Linked DNA regions of Homo sapiens: regions 1 and 3 are each linked to region 2. The links are chromatin contacts, found by Hi-C or POLR2A ChIA-PET in ENCODE. All regions are on one chromosome and are shown on one strand. The core of a region is the stretch at or near the end of the contact, and the rest is flanking DNA. Distances in the headings are between cores, read along the strand shown. Region 1 has its middle 65 kb from the start of RANBP6. Region 2 has its middle 23 kb from the start of LINC02851. Region 3 overlaps RIC1 (RIC1 partner of RAB6A GEF complex).

Region 1 (3,691 bases), core at 383-2,882, 600 kb before region 2:
GGTTTCTTTTCAAATAGCCTGATCAATCCTTTATTCTTTAATTCATGGTACCCCCCACCCATTTTTTCTTTTTCTTTTTTCTTCCTTTCTGCCTTTGTTACATACCCAGAAACACCACAGTACCGGGCGTTATCAGTACCAGCTCACATTCCTTTCCTTATTTGGAAAGAAGACTAGCTCTCTAGCTCACTGCAGACACCCCTACTCCTTTCCCCTGTCTCCCTTATATGCCCACCTTATCTAAAAAAGGTTCAAATGTTTAGCCAATTGGGACTAGTTTAGATTGTAGGGCCCGACCCCGGCCAATGGGGAAAGGGTACAGGGTCAGGACTTGCATTAGGAATAAAGGCTCTCATGCCCCTTTGTTCAGGTGTGCTCTCATGGTGACCGGCCAAGGAGAAGCACCCCTCTGCGCAAAAGTAAAATTGCTTGGTTAAGAATCCTTTGTTTGAGTGTTCAATTTCCTTAGGATTTTGGGCATTATTCTCAACAATTCTGGTGCCCAAATTCTGGGGCTCAAATACTCTCCTTTGGGAAGGGGGTCTTTGGTCACCTCACCCAGGGGTCCCACTGTCTTGTTATGGTGGCCAGAGGGTGAGGGGGGTCAGGGCCCACCCATTGTGATGAATAAATCTGGGTTCTCAGCAAAGCAGGGAGGAGAGGCTTGCAAGACCGTGGCAATAAGAGGACCAGGTAATTCTTGTGCATGGAAAAAGGTAGGAGACTTCACAAAGGTGACAAAGTATTTCCTTGGTGGTCAGGATAATTTGGAGTTTGACAGTGTGTGAATGGGGCTAAGCATTATGGTTGTGTGGAGTGAGTGAGTCTTCTCTGCGGTTTCGTGTTGCCATCTATCGACTAGGGGCAGGAAGAGTCACAGTAGACAAAGAGAAAGAAGGGTACAAGGAGCCTCCAGAGGGGTGAGCTATAGGATATGCAGGAAACCCTTAACGGGAGAGGCTAAGCCTCCAGAAAGGGGGAGGTAAGACACCTCCAACACAACAGGTTGAACCCCCTCTTAAAGCCTCATTGAGCCTCTAGAAAGAGGGGGGTAGACACCTCTAACAGGAGAGGTTAGAGCCCCCCATAACCCCTAAGATGGGGAATGTTTCATGTAAGACAGGAAAACTAAAGAGTCAAGAGAGCAATGAAATTCCTTCTGATAGCCCCTTGGGGCTTATGCTAAAGTATTGGAAAGATAATGAGAGGACCAAGTATAAACGAAAACAGCAGATGATAAAATATTTTTGTTTTATTTGGGCTCGAGAACCCATCCTGAAACCCTCACTTTTCTGGCCAAAATTTGGGTCAAATGAGGAGCGGATTTGTCAGCTCTTAATTGAGCATGTTAATGATAAGAGCCCTGTTTCCCAGGAAGAAATTGATTACACCCTCTATTGGTGGCAGGGACCTATCCTCCTTTACCCTTTAGACTCCGGAGGGAGAAAGCCAGAAGCCAACCCCTCTGGCAGGGAAAGAGTTCCCATGTCTAGACAACCCACACCCACTAACACGTGGGACCCTCTAGATCACCTTCCTCCATTCAGTGCCCCCATCCCACTCCTCCAGTTCCTGTTTCAGGTCCCTCCCCTGCTTGTGTCACTCTTCCAGCTGCCCCCAATCCCGCCCCTCCGGTTCCCGTTTCAGGTCCCTCCCCTGCTTGCGTCACTCTTCTGGCCGCCCCGATCCCGCCCCTCTGGTTCCCATTTCCGTTTCAGGTCCCTCCCCTGTTTGCATCATTCTTCTGGTTGCCCCCCAGTCCCGCCCCTCCAGCTCCCGTTTCCATTTCAGGTCCCTCCCCTGCTTGTGTCACTCTTCCAGTTGTTCCCGATTCCGTCCCTCTGGCTGCGGTTTCGGGTTACTGCCCAGCTGTTTCAGGCCACTCCCTCACCTGTGTCACTTGCCCGTGTTCCATTCCCCCAGCTGCTGCTGCAGATCCCTCCCCGACCTGTGGTTTCTATACTCATATACTCATATTGCTCCTCCTGCCTATAATCCTCACTTTGCAGAATTACCATCTTGTGAGCCTGCCCCCCTCCTCAACAAAACTATTAAGTATCCCTCTTTAAAGGGGCTTCAATGTGAAATAGAGCAATGTAAAAAAGATATTCGAAACTTTCCATTTCCCTCCACACCTAAAGAGCCAGATCCAACTTTCTTTCCTCTAAGGGTGGTACCACAAGGACAGGGGGTGGCTATTGGCTTTGTAAACTCTCCCTTGACCAGTTCAGAAGTCCAGAATTTAAAAAAGGAGCTTAAGCCATTATTGGATGACCCTTATGGAGTAGCAGATCAAATTGATCAATTTCTAGGGCCTCAGATATACACTGGGCTGAGTTGATGTCCATTTTGGGTGTCCTCTTTTCAGGGGAAGAACGAAGTACGATTCGGAGGGCTGCTATGGTGGTTTGGGAATGTGAGCACCCTTCTGGTCAAAATGTTCCTCCTGCAGACCATAAATTTCCCACCCGAGACCCCCAGTGGGACAATAACAATGCAAATCACTGGGAAAACGTGAAGGACCTAAGGAAGATGATAATAAAAGGAATTCGAGAATCAGTACCCCGAACTCAAAATCTTTCTAAAGCATTTGATATTCAACAGGAAAAAGATGAGGGACCTGCTAGATTCTTAAACAGATTGAGGGAGCAAATGAGACAATATGCAGGCCTTGATTTGGAAAACCCCCTTGGACGAGGAATGTTAAAACCTCACTTTGTTACTAAAAGTTGGCCAAACATTTCAAGAAAATTACGAAAGATAGAAAGTTGGGAGGACCAGCCTCTGAGTGAACTGCTCAGGGAGGCTCAAAAAGTATATGTGAGAAGAGATGAGGAAAACAAAAACAAAAACAAAAGACAAAACTCATGTTTTCTGCCTTCCAACAGATGGCTCCAAATCCATATATCTCTAAGCAGGGCTTTCAAGGGGCCAGAGATTATAAGGGGCCTAAACCCTCCTTTAGAGGACTGAAGCCTCCATCTGGAGGGTCAAGGTCCTCATTTAATAAGCCCCCTAAGTGGTATAGGGGAGCAAGGGCTGAGAATGCTAAGACTGAGACGGAAGAAGGACAAGATAGAGGCTACAGATGTGGAAGAACAGGCCACTTCAAGAGGGAATGTCCTGAAATAAAGAGAGAGAGAGAAATTTTTACACTCATGACTTCCGAAGAACAATAGGGGAGTCAGGGGCTCTGCCTCTTTTATTTTGAGTCCCACCAGGAGCCCTTGATAAATTTGGAGGTAGGACCTAAACATGAATTTATCACCTTTTTAGTTGATTCAGGAGCTTCACACTCCTCTGTTTGTTTCCCTCCACCTGGTCTTACCTGCTCTTCGGAAGAAGTTTTAGTCAGCGGGGTAAAAGGAGAAGGATTTAAGGCAAAAATTTTTAGAAAGCACAGAAGTCAGATATCAAGATTGATTTACTCATATTCAATTTTTATTAATTCCTGAAGTGGGAACTAATCTATTAGGAAGGGACTTAATGGTAAGGCTAGGTACAGGCCTTCGAGTGGGCCCTAAAGGATTCCTCACTTCACTACATTTACTCACTGCTGTAAATGAGAAATATATTCATCCTGATGTCTGGTCAAAGGAAGGAAATAGAGGGAAACTCCAAATCTCTCCAATACATATCAAACTAAAAAATCCTGGGGAAATAGTAAGGAGAAAGCAGTACCCCATTCCTT
Region 2 (3,688 bases), core at 475-2,974:
TTAATTTCTCTTCTATTCCTGGTTTTCCATGAGTGTTTATCATGAATAAGTGTTAAATTTAATAAATTATTCTACATTTATTAAGATGATATTTTCTCCATTAATTAGTTAGTATCTTCAATTACAGTAATTTGTCTTCTCATGTTAAAACAACCTAATTTGGCTGGACGAGGTGGCTCACGCCTGTAATCCCACCACTTTGGCAGGCGGGTGGATCACTTGAGGTCAGGAGTTTCAGACCAGCCTGGCCAATACGGTGAAACCCCCCCACCGTCTCTACTAAAAATACAAAAAAAATTAGCCGGGCGTGGTGACGCACGCCTGTAATCCCAGCTACTCGGGAGGCTGAGGCAGGAGAATCACTTGAATCCAGGAGGTGGAGGTTTCAAAAAAAAAAAAAAAAAAGAACAAAACGTCTCAAAAAAAAACCCCCACAAAACAGAACAAAACAAAAAACCACATAACTTGGCTATGGTATTATTCCTTTCACATAATACTAGATTTTGCTAATATTTTGCTTACAGAGTTTCCCGTCTAGACTCATGAGCAAAACTTGCATACACTTTTCCTTCCATTCGCTGTTCTCGTCAGGTTTTCCTATCAGGGTTATGCTAGGCCATTAAAAAGTTTAAAAGTGTTACCCGCTTTCATCTTCCTTCCCCCTTTTATTCTGGAACTATTAAAGACTGGAATTATGTTTTCCTCTTATATATCGTTCAATTTGCCAGGGAAGCCATGGTGGCTTGCAGTCTTCTTTGTTGGAAGACTTTGGACTACTCTTTCAATTTGTTACTAAACTATGTAGGTTTCCCATTTCCCTAAACATGGAAACAGAAGACCTCCTAGGACGTCTCCATTGCGGGAGGGAGACTGCAGAGGTCTCCGGCCACAGGACTGAGGAAAACCGCAAAAAGACGCGGTCACTACTAGGCGGAGTTAAACTATGGAGCCGGTACCCCCAATACCCTGCCCGGCAAGGCCGCCTCGTGACGTCCCCGTCTGACAGAGTCCCTCCCCATAGGGCCGCGACAGAACCACCGCACGATGGGACACGCGAGGGTAAGCTCAGGTCTCAGCGCATCGTGTGGGCGTCGGGACAGCGTCCTGGGCACCTGTTCCTTCCACCTGCTCAAATCTCTTTCCCTTCTATGAAGAAGGGGGCTCCGGGCCCCATCCCCAGGGAGCAAGAAGACGCAGAGGACCGCGCCGGTTCAGGTGCCGCTGGAGAAATGGAATCTGACGGAGAAACTGATCTGGGGCGGCAGCCCGCTAGGTTCGCCTGACTCACTAAATGCTACTACAGTGCCCCACACGGACTGCCACGAGCGGGTCACGTGACTGGACTCTGGATCGGCTGTGCTGTGATGGCCGCGTAGCGCGCTGCTGTGCGCGCGAGACTATAAGCCTCTGGGCCGCCGGTGCCTCCGCGCGGTCACCGCCTCCACCCGCCTGGCCGCTTCCCTCGGCGCATGCGTAGCACACCGACTCCAGGATTGTTTCCCAAATCCCACTTCCGCCACTTCCTCCTCCCGAGACCAGCCAAGCGCGCCTGGCTGTCTGCCCTTCTTGGGCTCTTGGGGAGAACGTGGTCCGGGAACTGGCAGTCACGGGGAGGCAGCACAAGAGGTTTTCGCCCTCATGTGCTGGTGCAACTATCGCGACCATCACCCTGAGAACTGGAGGAAGGGTGCCGCAGGCAAAGAGTGGCGCGCCTGCAGATTCGGTTCCGCGCTTGGGGCTCTCGCGAGACCCGGCGCTGGAGTGTGGACCGCGCGTGCCGGTGACGCGTGGTGCAGACACGTCGCCGGTGCCTCTCTCCCTAGGCCTTCCTGGGGGTGAGCTTCCGTCCCAGACGTCTTCGGTCCTACACTGCTTCCATTTCTTTTTTTTTTTTTTCCTTCTTTTTTTCTTTGAGACAGGGGCTCATTCTATCACCCAGGCTGGAGTGCAGCGGCGCGATCTCGGCCCACCGTAAGCTCCGCCTCCCGGGCTCAAGCGATCCTCCCACTTCAGCCTCCTGAGTAGCTGGGACTCCAGGTGAGCGCCCTGCTAATTTTATATTTTTGGTAGAGACGGGGTTTCGCCATGTTGCCCAGGCTGGTCTCAACTCCTGGTCTCAAGTGATCCGCCTGCCTTGGCCTTCCAAAGTGCTGGGCTTACAGGCGGGAGCCACTGCACCCAGCCCTACGCCCCATCTTTCTGGGTTTCTGCCTGGTATTGTTACATCTCCAACAGGCTTAACTCAAAGCTGACTTTCCGCCTGTGCTGTATCTGCCCCATGGTCCTTTAGAGTATATAAAATATAAATGGCACTTTGGGAGGCCGAGGCAGGAGGATTGCTTGAGCTCAGGAGTTACTGACCAGCCTGGGCAACATAGTGAGACCCCCGTCTCATTAAAAAATAATAATGCAGGCAGGGCGCAGTGGCTCATGCCTGTAAACCGAGCACTTTCGGAGGCCAAGGTGGGCGGATCGCCTGAGATTGGGAGTTCGAGACCAGCCTGACCAACATGGAGAAACCCCATCTCTACTAAAAATACAAAATTAGTTGGGCGTGGTGGTGCGTGCCTGTAATCCCAGCTATTCAGGAGGCTGAGGCAGGAGAATCGCTTGAACCCGGGAGACGGAGCTTACAGTGAGTCGAGATGAGCCACTGCACTCCAGCCTGGGCAACAAGAGCGAAACTCCATCTCAAATAATAATAATAATACAAATAAATAAATGTACACACACAAATAAATGGACTTGATAGCGATTTTTTTAGGTTTTCAGCTGCCCAATTCAAGAAATGTATTTCTTCTTGTCCCTGATTTCCGTCACTGTCCCAAGGCAGTGGGATTAAAGCACCACTACCGTTTTTAGATCCTTGTGTTTGGCATTCCATGTCCTCCTCTCAAGACGTTTGACGTAACTTTCTCCATCTGCTCTGTTGAAACATATGCTTCAAAATCTTTTTTTTTTTTTTTTTGAGACGGAGTCTCGCTCTGTTGCCCAGGCTGGAGTGCAGTGGCGCGATCTCGGCTCACTGCAAGCTCCGCCTCCCGGGTTCAAGTGATTCTCCTGCCTCAGCCTCCCAAGTAGCTAGGACTACAGGCGCCCGCCACCAAGCCCGGCTAATTTTTTGTATTTTTAGTAGAGACGGGGTTTCACCGTGTTAGCCAGGATGGTCTCGATCTCCTGACCTCGTGATCCACCTGCCTCGGCCTCCCAAATTGTTGGGATTACAGGCGTGAGCCACTGCACCCAGCCTACCAGCCTAGACCTAGTTTTAGTTCCTTTTTTTGCTTCACTCCATTGTAGCTTAGGAAGCTAGTTTCAATTCCGGATTCTACCGTCTATCTGTATGACTGGGCCTTTGGTCAGTCTTTCTAAAATGAAGATTGCTCATTTTACAAATGAGTAAAAACTACCTGACATGTAGTGCAGGCTTTGTAAAGCACTCATCATGCTGCTTGTCATACTGTAAGCACTGATATGGCATAGGAAACCCAACCCCCAAACATAGCACCTTGGAAGTTGAGAAAACAGCATATACTGGAAGGCCACTGTCACATCTCCCTCACCCGTCTCTGAAGCAGGCCATAAAGCCTAGGAAGGTCATCCTCTTATCTCTCTTGAAAACCCTCATGTGGCAGGTGTCCTGCCCTATATCAGGGTGGAAGGAATGTCACACAGGGACACCAAGAAT
Region 3 (4,009 bases), core at 1,173-3,672, 920 kb before region 2:
ATAGTTCCATGTCTTCGTTTTCCATTAGATTACCAACCCTTACTCTCCCACACGTGTATGTCTTCCTCATCTGTCAGGTTCACTGCATCCTTTTAAACTTTCTGTTGTTATGACAGCTAGATCACTGAAGTGATCTCTCATTTTTATAAACTTCTAAAGTTGTCTTAGCTTTTTCAGGATAATTCAACTCTGCCCTCAATCTTATGTCACTGGTGGTGTTCATTAATTGCATTATGTGTTAGGCTTTGTACCATCCTAGCCAGAAAGCTCCTTATATTCCCACAGAGCCTAGCAGAATGGCTGTACATAGTACAACCTCAATAAATAATGTAGATTGTTTGACCTATAAACCTTATGGATTGGGGGGAGATGCGGAAAGCATACCGATACAGAAGTATGAATTTAGCTGCTTTTTCTTAAATTTCAGGCTCGTGGTGCAGAGAGCATTATGTTAAACCTGGCAGGACAGCTCATCATGATGCAGAGGGACAGGTCAGGCCCACAGATCCGGGAGAAGGACAGTAACCCTAATAACCAAAGGAAACTTGTGAGTAAAGTACTAGTCATTTCTTTTCAAACATTAAGAAGGTATGGGATGAGGATGAAGGAATGAAACAATTTAAGAGAAGAGTATTTTATGATTTGGAAAGGAGAAATTAAGTCCATAAAATCAGTCTTAAGCCTCTGGGTGTAAGACTGACTGACTGGAGGATAAGGTCCCAAAATGATCATGAAATGTTCCATACTCCATATGTTAACTGCTTAGGCATCATTCATTGCAAATTCTAATGGAAAAAATAGGGATAGACTGGTGAAGTTCATGGGGTGTTTTGTTTTCAGATTTAAGTGTATATACTTTAAAAGGCCAGGATACTTTTATTAACTCTAATTCTAATTAGATCCCTTTGCTTTTCCCAAAAAAATATTATACTATCATTTGAAAGACTTAGTAAACTAGTACCTAGGAACTTAAGAACCTGCAGATTTAATAGGAAAACAACTTGATTCTTGTCTCTCCTTCTCCAGCTGCCATTCTGTCCTCCTGTTGTACTAGCCCAGTCTGTTGAAAATGTCTGGACAACGTGTCGAGCAAATAAACAGAAACGTCACCTTCTGGAGGCCCTCTGGCTGAGCTGTGGTGGTGCAGGGATGAAAGTTTGGCTCCCTCTCTTCCCTAGGGATCACCGCAAGCCCCATTCCTTCTTGTCCCAGCGGATCATGCTGCCTTTCCACATCAACATTTACCCGCTAGCTGTTCTGTTTGAAGATGCTTTAGTCCTTGGTGCTGTCAATGACACTTTGCTCTATGATTCTTTATATACTCGGAACAATGCTAGAGAACAGCTGGAGGTGCTCTTCCCTTTCTGTGTTGTGGAGAGAACCTCTCAGATCTACCTCCACCACATTCTACGTCAACTTCTGGTCAGAAACCTTGGGGAGCAAGCCTTGCTCTTGGCCCAGTCCTGTGCCACATTACCTTACTTCCCTCATGTGCTGGAGCTCATGCTCCATGAAGTACTGGAAGAAGAAGCTACCTCACGGGAGCCCATTCCCGACCCTCTGCTTCCCACTGTGGCAAAATTTATCACTGAGTTCCCCCTCTTCCTGCAGACAGTTGTCCATTGTGCCAGGAAGACCGAATATGCCCTGTGGAATTACCTTTTTGCAGCTGTTGGAAACCCTAAGGACTTGTTTGAGGAGTGTTTGATGGCTCAGGATTTGGACACAGCTGCCTCTTACCTTATTATCTTACAGGTAACAATTCTCTTCTTATAAAGGGGCAAGAATTAATGAGCTTAAACTTAGAAAAATAGAAATGTCCTGTTTTGACACCATGATTGTGTTTAAGGAATTCATAGTCAAATTTTCTGTTTATATCTTTAATTTGGAAGAATTCAGACAGATTCCTTTGAATATCATAAAGTAACATTGCAGAGATATTTTTTCCATTGTCCATAAATAGGCCTAAAACAGATTAATGAGTTCAGAGTAGTGTTTTGAAATTTTAATATATTGAAGAAATTTAATATGTATATTAGAATACATGTAATAGGAACATGGAAGAAATATTACATAAGATTATTGAAATATTACATAAGAAACATAGCAAAGAAAGTATTATTTGAGATATTAGTGAGTTTGAGCTTCTCACAACAGTAGATTTGTTTCCTTTCAGTGTGGGTTACTGAGGGGACACTTATTAGAGCATGGTCATAACAGAGCACCTTGAGCTAGTCTTCCCCAAAGCAAGCTGAGAAGGCTCAGGCCTGCCACAGCAAAGACCCTCATAGCACACAGTTTTTCTCAAAATAATGGCTTCTTTGCAACTCCTGAAAATTTATTTCATTAGCTATTTGACAAAAGGGCTTGACAGTTGGTTATTTGATAGGCTACACTTAAAGATTCTTTCCAGTTACTGCAAAGTTGTTTCCATTGATGTAAGAAGCTAACCATAAACCTGGTTTCAATCTCTGCCTGAAGCAGATTTCCTGTCAGCTTCTTTGCTTCATGACAATGAACTGAAACCAGAGGAGACACTCAAGCAGAGGCCAGGTGGCCTTGAAGTATGATTCCATGGCTAACCCTAAAGAAAAAGACATAGGGTTTTAAAAATAGAATCAAAATAAATGCAGCTGTTTTTTGGTTCCGGGTCACTCCCTGCAACTTCACTGTATCTCCCTGACAATGTAATTTTTTTCTGCAACAGAATTCCTAAGTTGCTATGGATTGGCAGATAATAATTACAATTACAGTTGTCTATTAGGCACCTTTCCATAAAGACCAAGATAGGCAGGTTAAATTTGTGAAAGAAAAATGGAGGATTCTGAATGTGCAGCAGAACTTTACTACTTGCTATTGCCCAAAGCAAAGATTCTAGTCACATCCTCAGAAAACTCTGCAACAGGAGACAGACCTGACCTATTTTGGAGTCAGGCAAACCTCCCTTTTTTTTCTTCCTTTTCTGCTGATCTTCAACAATTTACTTAACTCAGTTTCCTCACTTGTAAAATACAAATGATATGCCTATCTGCAGAGTCACTGGGAGAAATAAATGAAATGACTTAAAGTATATGTATGCTATCTGGCATGTAGTAGGAGTTTAATAAATTATAGTTTACATACACCAGAAGAGTACTTGCCTCGCTTTTCCTTGTATGGTACTTTTTAATCTTATTATTAAACTAACCCCTGTGGTGGTGTGGCTACATTCTTTGAGTTTAGAAAACGAGATAAAGAATTGCTCATATCTTCCCAAATTGTGTAGTATAAAAAGAATGCTGTCCTGGTTGTTTTTTGTAGAATATGGAAGTCCCTGCAGTAAGTAGGCAACATGCTACCCTTCTATTCAACACAGCACTAGAACAAGGCAAGTGGGACCTTTGTCGACACATGATTCGATTTCTTAAAGCCATTGGCTCTGGAGAATCTGAGACACCTCCATCCACACCCACAGCTCAGGTTAGTTGCAAAAGTTACACATCTTCTCTAGGCCATACACCCACGTAGCATCTTTCTCTAATGGTACTGCATATGGTGTGTAATCCTAGGAACCCAGTTCAAGTGGTGGATTTGAGTTCTTCAGGAATCGAAGCATCAGTTTATCCCAGTCAGCTGAAAATGTTCCTGCCAGTAAATTCAGTTTACAGAAAACACTAAGTATGCCATCTGGTCCCTCTGGAAAAAGGTAAAATAATAAAGAGCCATTACTGCTTTTTGGGCATTCATGACACATTGCATTTCAAGACATTTACAAAATTAGGTCTTAATGGAAACAACTATTTAATCCAATTGCAGTTTCTTTTTCCATTCCCAAAAAGCAGAGGCCACACAGAAGGCTTCCCTTTTTCCTTCCTCCCAAGTTCACTTCAGCACCCTCTGAATAGTTTCTGCCCCTTTTTCTGGAATAGATCTTCATGTACCTGTTCTGAATGTAACAAACTTGTTTAAGACAGAGTCTCACTCTGTCACCCAGGCTGGAATGCAGTGGCACCATCTCAGCTCACTGCAA

Evidence for each region. Hi-C counts contacts between places; a loop is a spot of excess contacts on that map. ChIA-PET counts read pairs that join two places held with the same protein, here RNA polymerase II (POLR2A). Pooled maps may share reads with other maps.
Region 1: a loop to region 2 is called in a pooled map, with 6 times the contacts of the local background. The contact joins two enhancer-like sites. A Hi-C loop is called at or near these places in 7 of 50 pooled maps. POLR2A ChIA-PET finds 5 or more read pairs at or near these places in 2 of 52 experiments (AG04450 and WTC11).
Region 3: a map with no recorded cell type shows a loop between it and region 2 (13-fold over the local background). The contact joins two enhancer-like sites. A Hi-C loop is called at or near these places in 1 of 37 single-sample maps with no recorded cell type and 2 of 50 pooled maps. POLR2A ChIA-PET finds 5 or more read pairs at or near these places in 2 of 52 experiments (GM10248 and activated T-cell).

What each region holds. Positions count from the first base shown.
Region 1 is chr9:6,078,724-6,082,414 of GRCh38, forward strand. No RefSeq gene overlaps it. Among named protein-coding and RNA genes, the nearest start is that of RANBP6, 65 kb to the left of the region's middle. Within about 2 kb of position 1,633, at least 20 of the 41 ENCODE cell types and tissues checked have a DNase peak (open chromatin) inside an H3K27ac peak, as active enhancers do.
Region 2 is chr9:6,679,952-6,683,639 of GRCh38, forward strand. No RefSeq gene overlaps it. Among named protein-coding and RNA genes, the nearest start is that of LINC02851, 23 kb to the right of the region's middle. RefSeq lists enhancers at 968-1,347, 1,254-2,002, 1,468-1,757, 1,828-1,947, 3,516-3,688. Within about 2 kb of position 1,725, at least 41 of the 41 ENCODE cell types and tissues checked have a DNase peak (open chromatin) inside an H3K27ac peak, as active enhancers do.
Region 3 is chr9:5,762,114-5,766,122 of GRCh38, forward strand. RIC1 (RIC1 partner of RAB6A GEF complex) reads left to right here. Exons shown (of 26, transcript NM_020829.4): 18 at 428-547; 19 at 1,027-1,755; 20 at 3,301-3,459; 21 at 3,549-3,685. Among named protein-coding and RNA genes, the nearest start is that of ERMP1, 69 kb to the right of the region's middle. RefSeq lists an enhancer at 295-1,494. Within about 2 kb of position 2,423, at least 2 of the 41 ENCODE cell types and tissues checked have a DNase peak (open chromatin) inside an H3K27ac peak, as active enhancers do.